2 separate regions of the Homo sapiens genome follow, and region 2 is linked to region 1. Evidence: chromatin loops called from intact Hi-C (ENCODE). Cell type or tissue: endothelial cell of umbilical vein. All regions are shown on one strand. Each heading gives the region's core, and the rest is flanking DNA. Links, peaks and the distances in the headings are about the cores only. Region 1 overlaps STEAP1B (STEAP family member 1B). Region 2 holds the start of LOC401312 (a long non-coding RNA gene).

Region 1 (5,380 bases), core at 265-5,264:
ACGTGCCATAATTACATCTTTGCAACTATTTTAACACGGGAAGGGAAACTTGAAGTCTCATCTGAAAAAGGTTCAAGAGGATATGTAGGTTTCTAAAATTGTTTTAGGAGATATGAGAGTAAACAATGTTGCCTCGCTATGATAAACCATAGATGAATAATGACTAGATGAATGAATAAGCAAACCAGCAACTGAAAGCAAGAAATCCCTTCTAGGGTAAATACAACTGAAAGCAAGAAATCCCTTCTAGGGTAAATGAAACCAATATGGGTTGCATGACGTTTATCCAATGCCTTCATGTCTTTGCATCTCAATTGCTCATCTGTAAAAAGGAGATGGTGATAACTGTTTGTGAGCCTTAGATGAGGTCATGCATGTAAATGTGCTTTGCACCTGGCAGGTCCTCAGTAAGTGTTTGCCGAAGTACTAGGTGGCAATGCAATTTGGGTATATCCATCTCTTCCTGTCCTAAGGGATGCTGGTCAGTGTACCAGAAGTAAAACAAATTGGCTTCTATGGCTGCACACCAGGACAGGTCTTGATTACATGAAGGACCTTACTAAACACCCTTCCATCCTAACAAAAATATGTGGAGCATTTGACCATTGCACAGGGATGAGTTCCCACTTTACTCCCACAAATGTGATTTGTGTCAGCTTTGCCCTACAAATGATGTGTTTGTGGACATTCCATCTTTGGAATCTATTAAAACAGTCATTGTCAAGTATTTATTTAGAGTCAATAGAACTACTATGTATTATATAAAATATAAAACACAGGCAGCATGCTTCATGCCAAAGTGGTTACTGAATCTACTCTTTTATAAATATACAATATTGACTGATCTTCCAACCAACTGAATTACAAGCTGACCAGTACACACACAAGAAGTCATTTCTTTATAACAGTTGATGACAGGCCTCTGTCACCAAACTGTATTGGAAGTTGGCCTGGCATTTAATAAGCAATGGTGACCAATTAAGGAAGTGAAATGCTTGTGCAAAGTGCCTAATATAATAAGGTTTTTGCCCATTACTGAGACATCAGTGATGTCCCAGAAGAGAAAGTGACTCTGGTTACAAAGTGGAACCAGGCCATGCTAAATTAGAGCTGCTTCTATACTAAGGCTACCAGTCATCTTTAACATCAAGAGTGCTCACTGAGCTCTTCAGACATTTACCCTAAAACAAGAGATGAATTTTAAAATGAGTCTTTTGATGCTCTCTGGAGAGCAAACCCTTAAGCTATATTCCTATAAAAATTAAGAATCTCATTCCAGACCCCAATTAAACTAAAAAATATTGTAGAGAGAGACAGAAAAATCAAGTTTCTACAATGTGCCAGCCACTGGCTAAGTGTTTTCCCAGATACTGTCTCATTACTCTTCACAGCACCATTGTGGGGTGGGCAGCATTCCTTCCATTTCACAGATGAAAATACTGAGGTTCAGGGAGGGTTCAACTTGGGACCAGGCTTGAGTCGTTTACCTGAAACAAAACCCACATTCTTTCCCCTTCACCTTATTAACTCTAATCTTGGCTGAAAAAAGTGAGTGCTCAGAAAAATAAGGGTTATAGAAGTGAGATTAGCATTCATATTCCAATGGAAGTGTCCATCAGAGTGGTTCTAAATCTTGGCTACGCATTGGAATTGCCAGTATTCCAGGGTTTGCACAACTTGCTTGTAAGAAATCTTAGGGCAGTGTTTATCAACCTATAGCAGGCTTCAGAACCACCTGGAGGTTTGTTAAAACAGATTTTTGGGCCCTGTCCCCAAAGTTCCCGATTCTGTCTTTCTGGGGTTGGCCTAAGAATCTGTATTTCTAACAAATTTCCTGTGGCTCCAGGTTGGGGACCTCACTTTGTGAACCACTGGCATAGGGCATTGTCTTGCAAAGCGCAGTCCTGTCCCAGAGTATCCAGGTTGGAATTAGGGACTCAAATGCAGGTTCTTGGCCCTGGCCCAAATCTATAGGATCAGATCTCAGAGGGTAGGGACCGGGGATCTGCCTCATAAACAAGTGTTCCAGATGATTCTTTCACTTGCAGAAGCATGAGAACTGTCATCCAATGGGTCTTTGAACTCCTTCATCTCATATACAGCCCAGCTTTTAAATACTGTCACATTTTGAACGACAACTGCACAGCAGAACTGCATTTACAGTTGACCATTAGCTGCTGCTGTGACTTGCTTCTGGTTATTTAAAATGCCCACAAGGGATCTCTTAGCCCATGCTTCATAAATAAAGCCCAAAGAAGAAATATTTATTCATTCATTTTTTTAAAAACTCTCCAGTTGTCAAGTTTCCGACTCATCAGGGGGAAAGACTGATTAGTGGTTGTTTCATGCTTCCCCACACAAGTGAAATCAGGAGGAGAAAAGCATTCTATAAAAGAGCTTATTTCCCTTCCTCTTCGCCTCTCCTGCCTCCTCATTTACCCTTAGCTATTCAGTTTCATCAGCCCTTGTGAGAATATAGCTCTGACTTTGAGTTTAAAGGGGTTGGGCTGCTTGGAGAGCAGTGCCCTCCCTGCTGCTCTTGCATCTGGGAAGCTGGATCACCACGGGGACTTCCCCCAAGCCGGAAAAGGTCGACCAAATCCCCATTCAGAGGTGGAGGGCGGGAAGCCAGGCCCAGGCTCGGATGTACCCTGAAGAGGTGCAGGTGCTTCCCGCTGGCCTCCGCCCCTCAGCTGTGGGCTCCCAAGTGAAGCTGGCTGCCAAGAGGAGTATTTATAGCTGCCTTTGCTGGCCAGTTCCTGCCCGGTTCTCACAAGGCTGCCGGCAGATCCCAGCACGACTGGCTGACAAGACGAGGGGAGGATGGGAGGCCCAAAGGGGCATGGCCCAGCTGTCCTCCCTGAAGAGTTGCAGATGTCAGTCCCCTTGATCTGAAGTTAGAAATACAATGCGGTTTACAGGAGGAAGACATGAAGGTCATGTGAAGAGATTTCTCGCTGTTCTTCCACGGCTCCAAATCTGCTGTTGGCCCAAGAGAACCCACCACAAAGAGGTCTGTGCTGTCATCTGCAGAGCTGATTTGTAATTACTCTGCTCATAATGCAGAAAAGTCTAGAAGCTCCCTCAGCCCCTGTTCCCAATGCCAACCCTGCCCAAAGGCCCTTTAAACTGAAACCGGCATCATTGTCCAAATTCTTCAGGTGAACCTGTCTTTAGAAACAATGGCCCTTTCTCTTTCTCATCCTCTCACTTAGGCCTCTGGGTTAGAGAAGACGACTGATCTAACAGCTCTCCTTGTGCCACGCGGACAGACCCAGAGCTCGCTCTGGTGACAGCAAATGCACACCTTGTGGGGGTGTCCAATTGTTGGCTTAGTGGGTCTCCAAACTCACGAAATAGAATACTGGGGAGCCCATGAAATACCTGATTGGTTTTTCACATGGGTAGGCTCCATACAGAGCACAGCTCATCAGCTAAAACCTCCAAGGTGAAATCATTAAATCTCCAGGGGAAAACCAACAAAACAGCAAGTGTTCCGGAAAGGGTTTCACTTCCTAACTGGCAGCGAGCCTGAGATCAAAACCTGTTACTCAGTGACAGATGAAATTCCTGCAAGAGGCACAATCCATGCTATTGTTCTGTCTGAGGCCCTTATTTCTCCCAGGGTTGCTGCGAGTGGCCAAGGCAGAGGCTCCCGGGCAGCCGATGGGACATTTTCTCCATGGGTTTGAGTAGTGTGTCTGCAAAGAGTCCATGGTCCCTGGAATCCCCATGATGGGTATAATTTCAGAAAATTCATTTCTGAAAGCAGAAAGGAATTTATATTTTCTTTTTACTTTTTTTTTTTAAAACAGGGAAACAGGCAAAATAGAAGGACGCATAGTTAGAGGTGATTGAAGTCAGGGTAACGGCTAGAGCCAGGCAAACAAGAATAGTCCTCACCAATCCTGCTCACGCCCTCTCAAGCTGCCTTGCACAGTGCTGTGTGCTTTCCATATGTTATCTCATTTAGTCCTCACAATAGCCCAATGAGGGAGGTACAGGTACCCTCACTCCTTTGCAGCAGAGGAAACTGAGGCCTAGAGACGTTAAAGGTCTTGCTCTTTGTCCTAGGATGAGGATGGCAGATTTGGAATTCAAACCCACTCCCTCTGCAGGGATCCTTTAACTAAAGCCCTGAGCGTGACTCTGTGGAGAGACAGGCCCACTGGCTCTGGGCTTCTCCAAGAACTCATCAGGCTGTGGTGGTCTCTGGCTTCCTTATATCACACAGATGTGGAGAAACCAGGGCAGTGGGACTCAGCACCCCCTGAGGGTCAGTTTATGGGGACAGCCTCTTGGGCTGGACATCACCTTCAGCTGGACCTCAGCTCCTTCTCTGGCCCAGAGCTTGTTCAATTGGGTGATTTTTGTGGCACTTTATGTAGGTCAAAGTCCTGGTGGCTCCAGCCGAGTGGAAGTGTTTTTGCCTGGCTCTTAGGTGATGGGGCAGGAGGGAGCTGAATGCAGAAAAAGGAGCTGGCATGTGCCAGCTACCATGACAGCCAGCAATGCTGTGCTGTTGTCCTGCCATCCACGTGCAGTTTCCTTTCTCCGATGACTCCTGGTGGGAGGAACTGACTATGTACAGTGTGCAAAGGGCATAGCAGTGGCGGAAGTTATGTTTCTTGTAATTGGAGATCTTTGTGGTCTGGAATGATCATTTTGTGTGTTTTCTCATCAGATAGGATAGATTGCTTTAACGTTCAGCCACACCCAGAGACAGCTTTTCCTTCCTGGACTACCCATGGTCTTTCATTTTACAAGTTGCTTAGATGAGATTTTCACTTACGTCTTCCTTGTTTACTGTTATAGCTCTAAGGTCCAGCACAGTTCCTGGCATACAATGGGTGCTTAATTAATACCTATTGAAGTGATTGATTAAATGAATTCCTGAATAAGTGAATCAGTTACCAATTAATCTTGGGTCCTTGATTCCAGAACATACCAAAGAACATGATACTAGGATTTTCTCTGGGTCTTTAAAAAGGAATGTCACTTTTCTTGTTGTTGGGAAGCATGTCAGTTTGGGTCCTGCAAGAAGCAGATGGTAGAACAGAGTTGTTCCAGGAGATTTATTGTGGTAAACACCTGCGAAAGATGAGGAGGAAGCAGGATTAGGAAAGGAAGATCACTATGCAGATCTGACACTGGCAAACATGGGAAAGACAGGCAGGAGCGAGTGGGAGGGAAGGAAGGAGCCTCAGACTGAAGCACACTGGCTGTCCCCAGGGCGTGCTGGAGCTGCTGGAGCCATCAGCTTTTTTGATTGCCAGGGAAGGGGGTAGGGGTGAGCCTGGTGTGACAATGGTTGTTGCTATTTCTTCTCCAAGTGATGTCTTCTCATCCTGTGTTCCTTCCATCCAGGGGGCAAATGTGT
Region 2 (5,380 bases), core at 124-5,123, 220 kb before region 1:
TTATCTAAGGACACTTTAATGGAACATGAGGAATTTGCTTGCTGTTCTAATCTGGAGCCCAGGAAGCTGGTTTGATGTCAGGGCCAAGCTGTGGAATGGGGTGGGATAGTGCTCTGGTTAAGGTTGGCATTCAGTCCTCAGCTGTCTGTCCTATCCATGTGTTTGCCAGTCTCCATCTACAGGGCAGGAGGGAAGGGGAAGCCAACTTGTTCTGGCCTTGGGTGTATTAGAAAACATCTGCTAAGAGAAGCGTTTTTAATTAGGAGTAGAATACCCCTGCTAACCAGAAGTGGTGTAGATGGAATGTGGAATTTTTATAACAATTCTTAAGAAGTTCTTAAGCTAATATACTTCACCTTCATGATTATTCATAAGCACATTATGAATTATTATTAACTTTGTAAATGTTCAATGGATTTTTTATTTGTGACAATGACATTTATAGAATTTATTTTCCATGCCTTATATGTATTGTGGTTTAGACTTAAGGTAGTTATAAAATCCTTAATTGTATTGCAAAATTCAACTATGACATCATCATTTGCTAATTCATGTTTCCTAAACATGGGAATGAAATTTACTCCCAATAATACTATTGCAATTTTTTAATGTCCTTAGAACCTTAACCTTTTAAATAAAGGGTAAAAATAACACCAGAATGCCTGTTAATATGTAATTTTCTTCTTAGACAAAAACTTTAATAGAACCTTTAATTTCTATCATGGTGAGGACAGAGTTCCTTTATGGAAGTATTGGTAAAATGTTAAGATGTAAAAAATTGAGCCCTGCTTCTAAGCAACTGAAATGAAATGAGTTGGGATTCCGGTGGCAACATCCGGGATTCCAGGTGTTAAGGCATAACACAGCTGGAAGCTCATCTTTCAGAGGTTGCTAGTTGAGGAGTCTTAGTGGAGCCGAAGAAGGGAAGTAAAGCAGCAAGGATCCTGTGGCATGTGAAATGCTGTGTTACTTATCTTTCTTTTTGTAACCATTTATCGTGGAAAATTTCCAGCATGAAGTTACACAAAAGTAGAGAGATTCATATAATGAACCACCGTTGTAAAAACTTATTTTTAACCTAACACCTTCAACCTGGTATGGGAAAAAACAAAGTTCCAAGTATAAGTCCTTTTAAACATGGTAGTACTTAAACACCACAGCCAGGTCATATTTCTTTGCTGTTTTGTCCACTCCTCCTCCAACAAATACCAGCATAATACAAATGTGATTTTTTTTTTTTTTTAACAATAACGAGCTTTCTAAATTTTGACAGCGGTATATTTCTTTGGAGACACATTGATTTGATAGGGCTCAGGGCAAGCTCATGGGAATGAACCTGGGCATCTGACCTGAGAGGTCTGCTGTCTTAAGTCAGGTATGCATGGAGTTCATGACAGAAGAAGCAGGTGCTAAAAAGGCACAGTCACATGTCCACAGTGGCCTGGGGAAACCTAGCAGACAAGGGACACACTTGACTCATGGGCTTAAAAGACGCCAATGTTCTATGGTCCCTGAGAGCTGGTGGAGGTGAAGATGGAAGCTTTGTGCGCTGTGGGCCCCATCAACTCCACTCGCCTTTTGGGCCCTTAATGACAGCTGTTGCAGGTGAGCACTCCAGGGAGCAAGGCTGCACATTCCTTTTCAGAGGAATGTTACTATTTAATCTATTGCATGGAAAGCCCTAAAACCCCCTAGGGCCTTCCAAAAATAGATGGAGTTAGTCACTAGTGACATTTACAGGGGTTTTTGTTTTTCCCTCCTTCTCCCCTTCTCAGGAATAGCAAAAGTTTTTCTTCTTTCTACGTAGTGAACTTATCTCCCTTGAGTATTTTTTTACCATGAAAGAAAGACACAGTTGAAGTCTATATGGTATTTACTGGATTTTATTGCAAAAAAACACACAAAAAACCGAAAACCACCACACATACACACACCCAGAACGCAAAACCAAACCCAAAAAATGAAAATTCTGTAGCCCATATGAGATGTTTCAATGATGTTGACAATGGAGAGGGCTGAAATGGAAGCTATTAACTAGAAAAAATGGGGGTGAATGTGAAAAGCTGAAAGGAATGGCTCCTCTGAAGTAGAAAAAGTCTGAGATTTCTCCGCCCTTCATTTGGATAATGAGTGCTTTCCAACCAGTAGGAACCCTGGAAATGTTTGTGTAAGTGCTGCAGGAGTCTCTTCTCATCACAGTGGTAGGTGTCCAGGACTCATAACTGCTTTATAGGATTGAATGTCATCACATGTGCCTGGCAATAGGATGTGCTAATTGAGAAAGAAATCCAATGAGGGTAGCGTGCCAGTAACCAAGGGGGAGGCCGGACCGCTTATTCATTGGTCTGTCCTTTCGTTTATTCAATCATTCATTTTTTCATCCATCCATCCATCCATCCATCCATCCATCCATCCATCCATCCATGCATTCATTACTTCCTTCTTTCCCACTGCAGGGCTGTGGACTGGCTTTCTTGACTATTCCTCTTCTTCCTTCAGGTCTCACTTCCTCAGGGAAGCCTCCCCTACCCCCTCCACCTCCACTTAACAGGTGGATCACCTCCTTAGAGAACTGTAAGCCATGGTAAATAATAGACACACTCAGTAAATATTTGTTGAATGAGTGATCAAGCTAATCCATTCAGACATGCATTTTTCCTTTGTCTCTTCACTAAGCAAGAATTTACTAACAATAGCTCTAGGCAGGTAGGCCAGGGCTGGCCTGAGAACAGCACTTTGCAACTGAGAACTCAAAACAACTCAGGCCCCACCTTCTTCAAAATCCAAGGTTGCTGAGGGTGAGGTGGATTTCAGCCTGTGTCTAGGGGTGGAAGTTCATGGAACTAACCAGAAAAGGATAGAGAGATAGGAAACAGTGGAAACTCTGTTTACATTTCTGCCAAGCTCATGTGACTCAGAATTTGAGGTATATCGTTTTCCTTGTAAGGAAGCTGCAGCCAAGAGAGATTAGGTGACTTATTCTGAAGTCACGGAACTGATGAACTTGGTTCCCTGAGATTTCTTAGAACTGATTAAAAGTAGTTGCAGCCTGAACTGTGGGAACTTGCAGTATGTTTTGGTGCTTTGAATTTGAAGGGGACAATTTATTTCCAGAGATATGAAAGGACCCAGAGTGTGGATCCCAGAGGAAACATCTGGAAGAGAAAGAAAGGGAATCCCTCAGAGTCACAGGGCTTTTCTACCCTACCGCAGTGGCAGAAGAGCAAGTGCCAGCAACCCCATCAAGAAAACATTCTGAGGGGTTGGTGCGGTGGCTCACGCCTCTAATCCCAGCACGTTGGGAGGGCGAGACCAGCATGGCCAACATGGTGAAACCCGTCTCTACTAAAAATACCAAAATTAGCCAGATGTGGTGGCATGTGGCTGTAATCCCGGCTACTCGGGAGGCTGAAGCAGAAGAATCACTTGAACCTGGGAGGCGGAAGTTGCCGTGAGCTGAGAACGTGCCACTGCACTCCAGCCTGGATGACAGAGCGAGACTCTGTCTCAAAAAAAGAGAAAACATTCTGGGAAGGGGCTGTTCCTTTAGCAGTTGATTTAACCGCTGCTGAGCTTTAACAAAAAAATCAAGCTTTTCTCGTGGCACTGTATAAACTTCCATATGGTTGTCAATGTTCCACTTAACTCACCTGTTCTATTTATAGGCCATCAATTGTGTATTTTCAAAATAACTGCACCTCAAATTTTCAGGCTTTTAGTGGGTACAAAGCCCTTTCATACACATGGGGCTCACTTGGCTCCATGTGAACAAATTGAGGCTTAGAGACATTGGCAGTTTGCCCAAGAATCAACCCACAGGCTAGTGGAGGAGCATGAGCTTGGGCCCTTGTCCCTGACTCAGCTCCTATACTTTGTCCTGTGTGCCACAGGGGAAAGGAAATGTTTCTCCTGCAGGATGGAGATTAAGGTTTTGAAAACTCTCAAATTTCATTCTTTCCAGTTTTATCGAGGTAAATTGACAAATAAAAATTTGGTATATCAAAGTGATGACTTTATATATACACACACACACATATATACACACATATATACACATACACAGAGTAATGATTACCACAGTCAAGTTAACACATCCATCATATCACATAACTACCATTGTGTGTATGTGAACACTTAAGATCTACTCTCAGGAAATTTCAAGTAAACAATACAATATTATTATTTATAGTCACTATGCTATATGTTAGACTCCCAGAACTTACTCATTTTATTACTGAAAATTTTTACCCTTTGACCAACATGGAATTCCATTTTTCTACTCAATCCACGTATCATCCTTCTCAGAGGCATGCTTTACTTCCCTGAAACTTCTCACCACAGACTGGAGCAAAAGGTGACAGAGGTGAGCGGCAATCTATAAGGATAATGGCAGTGAGCCATTCTCCAGCATCCACTCTGTGGCAGACACCAAGTGCTTCATATACGTGAGTTCATTTCATCTCACCATAAATCTGTGACATGGGTACTATAATTATTCCCATTTTACACATGTGGAAACTGAGGCACAGAGAGGTAAAGACACTTGATTAAGATCTCACAGTGGGTTTAGTATCTGAGATCTACCACCACAAACTGAGTTTTTAACCTATGTGACTCATTCACCACCACCACCACGACACCAAACCAAACTGACTTTTAACCAGTGTGATTCGTTTCAATGAAGCCTTTTGAGTACAAAGGGAAGGCGAGCATCAGTATGGCATTGCGCAAAATATTCTGAAAACTCTGGGGCTCAAAAAAATGACTTTTCTTTCGCAATTAATTTTCCAAACAAGTTACACTTCGGGAATAAGCAATCCACACACAACAGTACAACACTCACAACTACTGAAGAGTGTAAAACTGTCAGTCCCCCTCCACCCTGTCCCCAGACGCGCCGGGCCACACTTGCTGTTCAGTTTCTGGTGTGGAAAAGCCATTTGGAGAGCAGGAGAAAGAAACGACGCGGGCAGGGGGGCGAAGGGGGGCGGTTTGAGAGAGAGCGGGAGGTCGGGTGTCCTCGGAGTTTCCTCAGGCGAGGACCTGGGCGCGTCTGGGCCACCGGGGGTAGGGGTGCCGAGGGCGGGAAGCGCTCCACCGAGGTCCCGGCGAGGATCCAGGCGTATCTGGGCGGCCACAAGCTCGCCGGCCCCCAGGCAGAGGGAAGGGCGGCGAGGAGCGTGGGGCAGCGCCTGGGGGAGAGGAGCTTGGCCGGAGGGCGGGGGATTCTGAGGTAGCCTTGGCGACTTTCGAGACTACCCAGGCCGAGCACACCCAGCCCCCTCAGACCCAGGCATTTCTGCGTCCTCTGGTTTGGAGGGAACCCAGGGGGCTGAGGTGAAGCAAGCCAGGACTGTTTCTCTGACTCTTCTGGAAGACG

Evidence for each region. Hi-C counts contacts between places; a loop is a spot of excess contacts. Peaks named below come from ENCODE experiments on the same cell type or tissue, not always from the same donor. Only the 100,000 strongest peaks of a DNase experiment are listed, where the experiment ranks them.
Region 2: a loop joins it to region 1, with 2.2 times the contacts of the local background. A loop is called at or near these places in 1 of 110 quality-filtered maps.

The regions. Positions count from the first base shown.
Region 1 is chr7:22,442,853-22,448,232 of GRCh38, reverse strand. All of the region lies in intron 4 of STEAP1B (STEAP family member 1B), which reads left to right. Among named protein-coding and RNA genes, the nearest start is that of STEAP1B, 55 kb to the left of the region's middle. RefSeq lists enhancers at 88-157, 168-217. In endothelial cell of umbilical vein, for the core only: no CTCF peak of the experiment used is centred there; DNase peaks (open chromatin) are centred at 2,642, 3,522 and 4,612; H3K27ac peaks cover 3,699 bases.
Region 2 is chr7:22,665,384-22,670,763 of GRCh38, reverse strand. LOC401312 (a long non-coding RNA gene) reads left to right here and starts at 5,231. Exons shown (of 5, transcript NR_122075.1): 1 at 5,231-5,380. RefSeq lists enhancers at 1,322-1,950, 4,568-5,174, 5,175-5,380. In endothelial cell of umbilical vein, for the core only: no CTCF peak of the experiment used is centred there; DNase peaks (open chromatin) are centred at 2,913 and 3,833; H3K27ac peaks cover 2,564 bases.